2 separate regions of the Homo sapiens genome follow, and region 2 is linked to region 1. Evidence: chromatin loops called from intact Hi-C (ENCODE). Cell type or tissue: CD14-positive monocyte. All regions are shown on one strand. Each heading gives the region's core, and the rest is flanking DNA. Links, peaks and the distances in the headings are about the cores only. Region 1 has its middle 52 kb from the start of PTTG1IP2. Region 2 has its middle 7.7 kb from the start of PTTG1IP2.

Region 1 (5,389 bases), core at 93-5,092:
GACTGGAAGTAAAGTGAGAGTGCCATAGAGCAGTTAGGATTTATCTACTAAGAATCAGGCCACTGTTTATATGCTGGATTACATTTATTGATTTGCGTATATTGAACCAGCCTTGCAATGGAGCAGAACAGAGCCCTCAGAAATAACGTCGCATACCTACAACTATCTGATCTTTGACAAACCTGAGAAAAACAAGCAATGGGGAAAGGATTCCCTATTTAATAAATGGTGCTGGGAAAACTGGCTAGCCATATGTAGAAAGCTGAAACTGGATCCCTTCCTTACACCTTATACAAAAATCAATTCAAGATGGATTAAAGATTTAAACATTAGACCTAAAACCATAAAAACCCTAGAAGAAAACCTAGGCATTACCATTCAGGACATAGGCATGGGCAAGGACTTCATGTCCAAAACACCAAAAGCAATGGCAACAAAAGACAAAATTGACAAATGGGATCTAATTAAACTAAAGAGCTTCTGCATAGCAAAAGAAACTACCATCAGAGTGAACAGGCAACCTACAAAATGGGAGAAAATTTTCGCAACCTACTCATCTGACAAAGGGCTAATATCCAGAATCTACAATGAACTCAAACAAATTTACAAGAAAAAAACAAACAACCCCATCAAAAAGTGGGTGAAGGATGTGAACAGACACTTCTCAAAAGAAGACATTTATGCAGCCAAAAAACATGAAAAAATGCTCATCATCACTGGCCATCAGAGAAATGCAAATCAAAACCACTATGAGATACCATCTCACACCAGTTAGAATGACAATCATTAAAAAGTCAGGAAACAACAGGTGCTGGAGAGGATGTGGACAAATGGGAACACTTTTACACTGTTGGTGGGACTGTAAACTAGTTCAACCATTGTGGAAGTCAGTGTGGCGATTCCTCAGGGATCTAGAACTAGAAATACCATTTGACCCAGCAATCCCATTACTGGGTATATACCCAAATGACTATAAATCATGCTGCTATAAAGACACATGCACACGTATGTTTACTGAGGCATTATTCACAATAGCAAAGACTTGGAACCAACCCAAATGCCCAACAATGATAGACTGGATTAAGAAAATGTGGCACATATACACCATGGAATACTATGCAGCCATAAAAAATGATGAGTTCCTGTCCTTTGTAGGGACATGGATGAAATTGGAAATCATCATTCTCAGTAAACTATTGCAAGAACAAAAAACCAAACACTGCATATTCTCACTCATAGGTGGGAATTGAACAATGAGATTACATGGACACAGGAAGGGGAATATCACACTCTGGGGACTGTGGTGGGGTGGGGGGAGGGGGGAGGGATGGCATTGGGAGATATACCTAATGCTAGATGACGAGTTAGTGGGTGCAGCGCACCAGCATGGCACATGTATACATATGTAACTAACCTGCACAATGTGCACATGTACCCTAAAACTTAAAGTATAATAAAAAAAAAAAAATCAGGTCAGCCTCCCTCAAATATATGGCCATATGGAGAACGGTAGCTACTTAAACAAAATCAGGGGCATTTTAGCACCTGTGTGTAAAGAAAGAGATATTGGGTAGGCAACCAAAAGAAACTTCTACACTATATAAGGGGCCCAAAGCCTTAAGTAACAGCTGAAGATCACTGGGAATAACATTTCAGAAACCTGCAGAGCATTACTCAGCTGTCTCTTGCTCTGCTGTGGCTATCGTTTTCTTTTTCTTCCCTGCCTGCCTTATTACCCTCTCCCTCCCTCTCCTTAAGCTAAACTGGCCATGAACTGGAATTAGTCTACACCACTTTGAAGGTCTACTGCATGCAAAGGACCTTAATAATACAACTTAATATTTGGGGTGGGATTATTAAAATTATATGAGCCTTATTACTTTAAAATCAATTCATTGTTTTATGTCTATTTCTAAACCAAATGGCTATTTAATATCAAAAGCTCATTTCTTTCTTTCTTTTTATTATGGTAATCAATAATCTTCCACAGAGAAAAGATTTTCCACGGAGTTATTGCCACCAAAATATGTAAAACTCTCCATTGGCGCATGGGTTTTTCTTCATAATTGTTTATTGTATCTCAAAATACTGATGAATATATCATTTTCTCCTATTGGCCATTTTATTCTATGGTCAGAATTATATTCTCTCCATTAGTGGGAAGTCTTTTGTTTCCATAAAACACTTCCTATTATAGTTCCTTGTCCCAAAGACCATATGTGCACCATTGTGATAACTGACAAGGATCAGTTGCTTTGTGTCCCAAAATGTGCTCTAATTATGGAAATAAATGTTATTCTTTAACTGAGAAGGAATCTGATGTGAATTGTCAGGAATTATATGAGTGTACAGAGGTGATCATAAGGAATAAGGATGATTTTTTTTTTTAAGACAGAATCTCATTCTGTTGTCCAGGCTGGAGTAGAGTGGTGCAATCTCAGCTCACTGCAACCTCTGCCCCCAGGGTTGAAGTGATTCTCATGTCTCAGCCACCCAAGTAGCTGGGATTACAGGTATGTGCCACCATGCCCCAGCTAATTTTTTGTATTTTTAGTAGAGATGGGGTTTTGCTATGTTGGCCAGGCCAGTCTTGAACTCCTGGCCTCAAGTGATCCACCCACCTTGGCCTCCTAAAGGGGGCCAAGGGATTACAGAAGGATGATTGGTTTTTAACATAACAAACCTTTATTAAAGATAGGCCAGTTCTTTCACTGACCTAAAAAACACAGGAAAGCATATAGACTTTCAAGCAAAAAATTCCCTAGTTGAAGTCTCCACTGACATATTTCCTATTTTTGTGGCTTTTTGAAAGTTGTTTCTAATCTTAGTTTTCTTGTTTCTGAAGTTGAAAATGAAAAACAATAGGGTGTCCTTGTAATTTATTGTCTAGTTGGGACATTTTCTGCATATCCCCCTCAGGGAATCTTTTAGGCTTTTTGGAGGAAAAAGGTGAGTTGAAGTTAATATATGTGTAGAAAAGTGCACATATTTTGAGTGGATTTTTGCAAACCGAGTAAACTATGAAATTAACACCCAGATTTAAAAATCTATTAAACCAGCATTTAGATCAAGAAATAGACTTTTACCAGCATTTAAACTGTGATACTTTTGAAAGCAAAAGGTGGCGCTATTTTAACAGCCTGAATGAGACATAAATGACACGCAATGAACTGCAAATTTAAGTCGCACAGTTTGGTGAGTTCTGACATACACCCGTGAAACTGTTGCCACAGTCAAGATGATAAACATATCCACCATCCCTTGTGCCTCTCTGTAATTCCTCCTTTCATTCCCTACTTCCTATCTCCAGGCAACCACTGACCTGGTTTTTGTCACTATAGTTTGCATTATCTAGAATTTTATACAAACAGAATTATACATTATGTCCCTTTTCATTTGACTTCTTTCACACAATTAGAGATTCTTACATGTTGTGGTATCAATAGTTTGGTCCTATTTATTTCTGAGTAGTATTCCATTGTATAGATATACTATAAATTGTTTATCCATTCTCCTGGTGATGTACATTTGGATTTCCAGTTCTGGGTTATTATAAACAAAGCTTCTATAAACATTCATGGAAAAGTTTTGGTATGGACATATGTACTCATTTTTCTTATGTAAATATCTAGGAGTAGAATGGCTGAGTTACCACTGGTAGCTGTATTTAAGTTTTTGAGAAACTGTTGATTTTGCAAAGTGGTTGCACGATTTTAGGTTCTTTACAGAAATGGGTGAAATTAAAGTTTCTCTACATCTTTGTCAACAACTGGTATGGACGGTTTAAAAAATTTTAACCATTCTAGTGAGTATCTGAACTTGGCTTTATTTTGCATTTTCCTAGTGACTAATGATGGTAAATATGTTTTCACATGTTTATTTGAGGATGTTGTATTTTTAATTACACTAAGACAACAGGCATAAATTGAGACTTTCTTATGCAATTTGGGGCATATGGTTACCCAAACAAAGAAGAATGAAGGAGGTGAAGGAAGAAGGATATGGAGAAAGGAAAAAGCCTAACTCATTGAATTATAATGCGACAATGCCTTGTTAATTTAAAGTTACATAAAATTTTATTCTTTTTATTCCATAAGCTAATAATAATAATGCAAGTTTGTTCTTTTATCCTCAAAGGAAAAATATGGTAAAAGTTTTATCTTGACTAAGGATCTGAGGGTCAACATTTTAATAGTTAGCAAAATGCTATGTTTATCATTCATATATTCAAAATGTACTTATCTTTAAACCAAATGGTATATACTCTAAGACATCAGAAAGTATTTACTAAATAGTACAATATAGTAACCATCTTGTAACACTGTACTTAATATAGCTCAATTTTATAAAATATTGCAAATAGTTCTACCGTTTAAGCAATTCTAGATTTTATTTTTTTCCCTTAGAGCAACAAATCAGAATGCATGATTATAGAATGCTAAAAGCTCTTTTGGAGATATTTTGCCAGGCATCTTTGAGGAGAAATTTTAGAGAATCAACAACACTTGATTAAGCATTTTTGAACTGTAAGTTTTTTCTTCTGCTCTCCTGTGGCAAAAAACAAACATAAAACAAAAAACCATATTGGCAATTGCAGATGTTTATAAACATTCCATTATTTTTTTTCTGTTTTAATTATCTTTAAAGATGAAATAATCTCTGTCTATAGGCTAGAGCAGCAAGTTTATGCAAGAGAATATGAAAACATCCTTCCTTCCAGTAGAATATGTATCCATAGTGCATGATGTCCACTGAGGTTTTGTAATATTTTTACATGCAATGTTGCTATTGCAATTATTATCAACAACCTATAATGTTTTGTACATAGTAAGCTTTCAAATGGTGTTAGGATTCAACATGGGACATAAAGCCTAAGAATGGAACCAGATTCCCTAGGGTTTCAGTATTTGATTTCTTCTAAGGGCAGACTAGAAGACTGCCCTTAATATAATCTATGTGTTTTGGGATTTTTTTATGGTGATGAACAAAGTAAACATTTGAGCTGGAAATCACTGGAAGTATTCAAACCAAACAAAAGGGTAATAAAAAGTAAACCTATCCTTAACTTTAAAACCAAGCATGGGTTCTTCTGGTTGATGGGTGTATAGTTGAGAAAGCATTTTTCTCCAGAACTATTCAGTTTCACTGACGGGGAAGTCTTTTATGGCATGATAACCAATTATTGAATGATTTTATACATATTTAAAGGAAAAGGTTGAGCTGCTATCTCACAAAGAATCAGCTTCTTATGAGACAAAAGCTGTGTGCTTGAAATCCTGTCTCCACTCTGAAAATCACATAATCTTGGGCAGTTTATTTTGCCTTGTTTAAAAAATTTCTTATCTATAAAATAAATGTGCTAGTATCTATCTCAAATGATTCATTTAAA
Region 2 (5,389 bases), core at 161-5,160, 59 kb after region 1:
CTACCATTCTGGGGTCTGGAAGATGGTCACCCTCTTCTTGCAGCTCCACTAGGCAGTGCCCTAGTGGGGACTCTGTGTGGGGGCTCTGACCACACATTTCCCTTCTGCACTGGCCTAGCAGAGGTTCTCCATGAGGGTTCCATCCCTGCAGCAAACTTCTGCCTGGACATCTAGGGATTTCCATACATCCTCTGAAATCTAGGCTGAGGTTCCAAACCCTCAATCCTTGATTTCTGTGCACCTACAGGCCCAACATCACGTGTAAGCAGCCAAGGCTTGGGGCTTGCACCCCCTGAAGCAACCAGCCTGAGCTCTACATTGGCCCCTTTTAGCCACAGCTGGGATGCAGGGCACCATGTCTCTAGACTGCACAAAGCAGCAAGGCCCTGGGCCTAGTCAACAAAACCACTTTTTCCTCCTAGGCCTCTGGGCCTGTGATGGGAGGGGCTGCCATGAAGACCTCTGATATGTGCTGGAGACATTTTCCCCCATTATCTTGGTGATCAACATTTGGCTCCTCATTACTTATGCAAATTTCTGAAGCCAGCTTGAATTTCTCCTCCGAAAGAACATGGGTTTTTCTTTTCTATCACATTGTCAGGCTGCAAATATTCTGAATTTTCATGATCTGCTTCCCTTTTATACATAAGTTTCAATTCCAAACCAATCTTTGTGAATACGTAAAACTGAATGCTTTTAACAGCACCCAAGACACCTCTTGAATGCTTTGTTGCTTAGAAATTTCTTCCACTGGATACTCTAAATTATTTCTCTCAAGTTAAAATTCCACAGATCTCTAGGGCAGGGGCAAAATGCCACGTCTCTTTGCTAAAACATAGAAAGAGTCACCTTTATGCCAGTTACCAACAAGTTCCTAATCTCCATTTTCAGCCTGGACTTCACTGTCCCTATGACTATCAGCATTTTGGTCAAAGTCATTCAACAAGTCTCTAGGAAGTTCCAAACTTTCCCACATCTTCCTCTCTTCTTCTGAGCCTCCAAACTTTTCCAACCTCTGCCTGTTACCTAGTTCCAAAGTCACTTTCACATTTTCACTTTCACTTTCACATTTCACTTTCACCGGCTAGTGAGCAGTACCTCACTACCCGGTACCAATTTACTATATTAGTCCATTCTCACGCTGCTGTAAGGACATATCTGAGACTGGGTAATTTATAAAGGAAAGTGGTTTAATTGACTCACAGTTCCACATGGCTGGGGAAGCCTCAACTTACAGTTATGGCAGAAGGGGAAGCAAATATGTTCTTCTTCACATGGCAGCAGGAAGAAGTGCTGAGCAAAGAAGGAATAACCCTTTATAAAACCATCAGATCTTGTAATAACTTACTCACTATCATGAGAACAGCAGCACTTGGGATAACCACCACATGATTTAATTACCTCCCACTGGGTCCCTCCCACAACACGTGGGGATTATGGGAACTACAAGTCAAGATAAGATTTAAGTGGGGATACAGCCAAACCATATCACTCACTTCCCAAACTTTATTTAATTTTCAGATCCAGACCCATTGAATGAAGAGGTGGCCAGGTTCCTAGAAGGGACTCTGCAATATTGCTACAAATATATGCTATAATTCTCCCAGTCCTTACCACCACTTACTAGGGGGTCTGTACACCAGGAAAAGTGGAATACTTGACATTTTAAAAATTACTGGACACAGGGCCTGAGTTGCATTGATACATGGAGATCCAAACCATAACCATATCTAATCCTGTCTTGGCATCTGCTTCTCAGAAAACCCCACCTCATAAGGAGAGAGCCAGCATGAAAATGGAGTTGTTTCAGAAAAAGAAACAGGTTCTGGTGATCCATCTGGACACTGGATCAGATCATGCCTGGAGTCAGGTTGTTCCATTATCACTATCCAAGTCAATAAATTCACCATTGGTTTAAGCCAGTTTGAGTTATGGTTTCTGTCTCTTGAGCATCCCTTGACAGTAACATATTAAGACTCCTGATAGGCAGGAAAGATGATGGTAACAGATTTGCAATTATTGTTCTTAAGGAAGGTTCTCATGCCCTTTCCTGGAGTTGATCTCAATATCCGCAATGAGGAAGGGGACAATGTGAGTCTACAAATCCCGTGTATAAAGCTCCTTTTTTTCATAAATCATGTTTGCTCTCTTGCTTCTCCTATCTACAAGTACATTTCCACATATATATGTTTTGTATTTATATATACAAACACATATCCACATTTGCAAAATATACAAACATTATCTGTCTATCATCTATCTATCTATCTATCTATCTATCTATCTATCTATCTATCTATCTATCTATCTATCTAAAATATAAGGGAGCCAGGCATGGTGGCTCACGCCTGTAATCCCAGCACTTTGGGAGGCCGAGGCAAGTGGATCATCTGAGGTTGGGAGTTCGAGACCAGCCTGACCAACACAGAGAAACCCTGTCTCTACTAAAAATACAAAATTAGCCAGGCATGGTAGCACATGCCTGTAATCCCAGCTACTCGGGAGGCTGAGGCAGGAGAATCATTTGAACCCGGGAGGTGGAGGTTGCGGTGAGCCGAGATTGTGCCATTGCACAATCTTGTTGCCTGGGCAACAAGAGCGAAACTCTGTCTCAAAAAATAAAATAAAAAAATTATATATATATACGCGTATATATACATATATATATGCATATATATGTATATATATACGCGTATATATACATATATATGCATATATATGTATATATATACGCGTATATATGCATATATATACATATACATATATATACATATATACACACATATATATATGAATATATATATACACATATATATGTATATACACATGGAAAGTTTTTTGACATTGTCCTAAATTAAGAACAGAAGATTGTGATTGTTGTCTGCTACCAGAGATCCTTAATTTTTGGAGTAGAATAGTAGAAAAGATCAGGACATCTCCTCCCTCAGAGCATCACCTTGGTATGCCTACTGCTTCCTCCCCTGGCCCAAATGTGTACCTCACCAGCTCTGGGTCCCTGAATCTATTCAGGGAGTTGCAACATCCCACATTAGGCAGAGGGTTGAGAAAGTGACATCACAACCCATGATGCCTGAAACCCTTGAGCTGGCCTCAGTGTCTCAGTGCCTTATGACTGAGGCTTCATTGCCTCATCAAAAGTACCATCCTGCCCAGAGAAGGAAGGTAGTCCCAACTCTGGCCAACTTGGAATCAGCAATCTCACACACCCCCAACATAACAACTGCCACTTGTCACACTTCCAAACCACTCTTAGCTGATGACCTTGTTTATACTGCCTCAGAAAAAATGAAACCAGCCAGAAGGAACTTTCCCCAGCCTCCAACTCAATATTTACCTGTGTTTGCACTCACATTTCTGCTTTCCTTCATGCTCCGTTTCAAAGCCAAACCTGCCTGTGGTGTTATGTTATATATTGGTTTTCATCCACAGTTCCTGGTTCCTAACTCCCATGGCCCTTGTTACAGTCTTTTGTGATAATGTTAGGTGTGTGAGGCCTCATGGGCGGGACTCTGACCTTCTGCTTCAAGGCAGGACTCTAATGCTTCCCTGCCTTTCTGATTGTGGATCTTAAGACCCTCCCATGAGAGGGTCTGACCCTATACCCTGGGAGAAGGAATGCTGACATCATGAAGCTTCCATCAAAACTCAAGAGGAAAGGGTTCAGTGAGCTTCCAGATAGCTGAACATGTGGAGGTTCCTGGAGGGTGGTGCACCAGGGAGGACATGAAATCTCCATGCCCCTTCCCCCACACCTTGCCCTATGTACGCGTCTTTTCATCTGTTTCCCTCGTAATATCCTTTATAATGAACCAGTAAATGTAAGTAAGTGTTTCCCGGAGTTCTGTGAGCCACTCTAGCAAATTAATTGAACCCAAAGAGGGGGTTATGAGTACTCCAACTTGAGGTCAGGCGTAGTGGCACATGCCTAAAATCCTAGCACTTTGGGAGGCTGAGGCGAGTGGATCACTTGAGGTCAGGAGTGTGAGACCAGCCTGGCCAACATGGTGAAACCCCATCTCTACTAAAAATACAAAAAAAAAAAAAATTAGAGGGGCGTGGTGGTGCCTGCCTGTAGTCCCAGCTACTCGGGAGGCTGAGGCAGAATTGCTTGAACCCAGGAGGTGGAGGTCGCAGAGCCGAGAGCATGCCACTGCTCTCCAGCCTGGGCAACAGAGCAAGACTCAGTCTCAACAAAAAACAAAAAACCTTGAAACTGGTTGGTCAGAAGTTCCAAAGGCCCGGACTTGCAACTGGTATGTGGTGGAGGAGGGAGGGTAGTGTTGGGGACTGAGCCCTCAACCTGTAGGATCTGACATTGTCTCTGGGTAGACAGTGTCCGAATTGAATTAGAGGACACTGAGCTGATGTCCGCTGCTTGGAGTGTGGAGAATAAAGCCCCACATATTTGGTCACAAAATCTTCTGTGTTGATGATCGTTGATTAGTGTTGTGAGTAGAGGAAAAAACACAGAGAAAATTTTCCCTATACACCGCCTGAGGGCACTAGATCTCACCCTACTCATCTTCCCAACAATACTGCTCCAGCAACTTTCTTCTTGCTCTTCTGCATCCCTCATTTTTCAGTCTCTATAGGATCATTCCCCACAATATATCAACATGCTGTTGTTGATCCTGTCTTTAAAAACACTTATATACCTTGTCCTAATGCCACTTCCTTAACTAGCAATCACTTCATTGTTCCCCTTGGCAGAAAATTTTTCAAGAGAATTCTTGATTATTTACTTCAATGCTCATCCAATTGTCTCTTTCTCTCTCTCTCTCTCTCTCTTTTTTTTTTTTTTTTTTTAGTTTTTTTGAGACAGAGTCCCGCTCTCTCACCCAGGCTGGAGTGCAGTGGTGGATCTCGGCTCACTGCAACCTCCACCTTCCAAGTTCAAGTGATTCTCCTGCCTCAGCCTCCTGAGTAGCTGGAACTACAGGTGTGTGCCACCACGCCCAGCTAATTTTTGTATTTAATGGAGATGGGGTTTTACCATGTTGGCCAGGCTGGTCTCGAACTCCTGACCTCAGGTGATCCACCCACCTCGGCTTCTCAGAGTTCTGGAATTACAGGCATGAGCCACCACACCTGGCCCCAACTGTCTCTTAAACCCTCTCCAATCAGACTTTTCCCCCACACTCCACCAAAATGGCTCTTGGATAAACAAAGGATCCTAAAAGTAGCAAGAGAAAAGAAACAAATGACCTACAATGGAGCTCCAATACGCTTGACAACAGACTTTTCTAAGTCGAAACTTTCTCAGTGGAAACCTTACAGGCCAGGAGAGATTGGCATGACATATTTAGTTAGTTAGTTAGTTAGTTAGTTAGTTAGTTAGTTAGTTAGTTAGTTGAGACGGAGTCTTGCT

Evidence for each region. A loop is a pair of places that touch in the nucleus more often than their neighbours do. Peaks named below come from ENCODE experiments on the same cell type or tissue, not always from the same donor. Only the 100,000 strongest peaks of a DNase experiment are listed, where the experiment ranks them.
Region 2: a loop joins it to region 1, with 10 times the contacts of the local background. A loop is called at or near these places in 7 of 110 quality-filtered maps.

Annotation. Positions count from the first base shown.
Region 1 is chr7:90,518,445-90,523,833 of GRCh38, reverse strand. No RefSeq gene overlaps it. Among named protein-coding and RNA genes, the nearest start is that of PTTG1IP2, 52 kb to the right of the region's middle. In CD14-positive monocyte, for the core only: a CTCF peak has its summit at 3,108; no DNase peak of the experiment used is centred there; H3K27me3 peaks cover 280 bases.
Region 2 is chr7:90,459,218-90,464,606 of GRCh38, reverse strand. No RefSeq gene overlaps it. Among named protein-coding and RNA genes, the nearest start is that of PTTG1IP2, 7.7 kb to the left of the region's middle. In CD14-positive monocyte, for the core only: no CTCF peak of the experiment used is centred there; DNase peaks (open chromatin) are centred at 1,276 and 3,086; H3K4me3 peaks cover 1,015 bases; H3K27ac peaks cover 873 bases.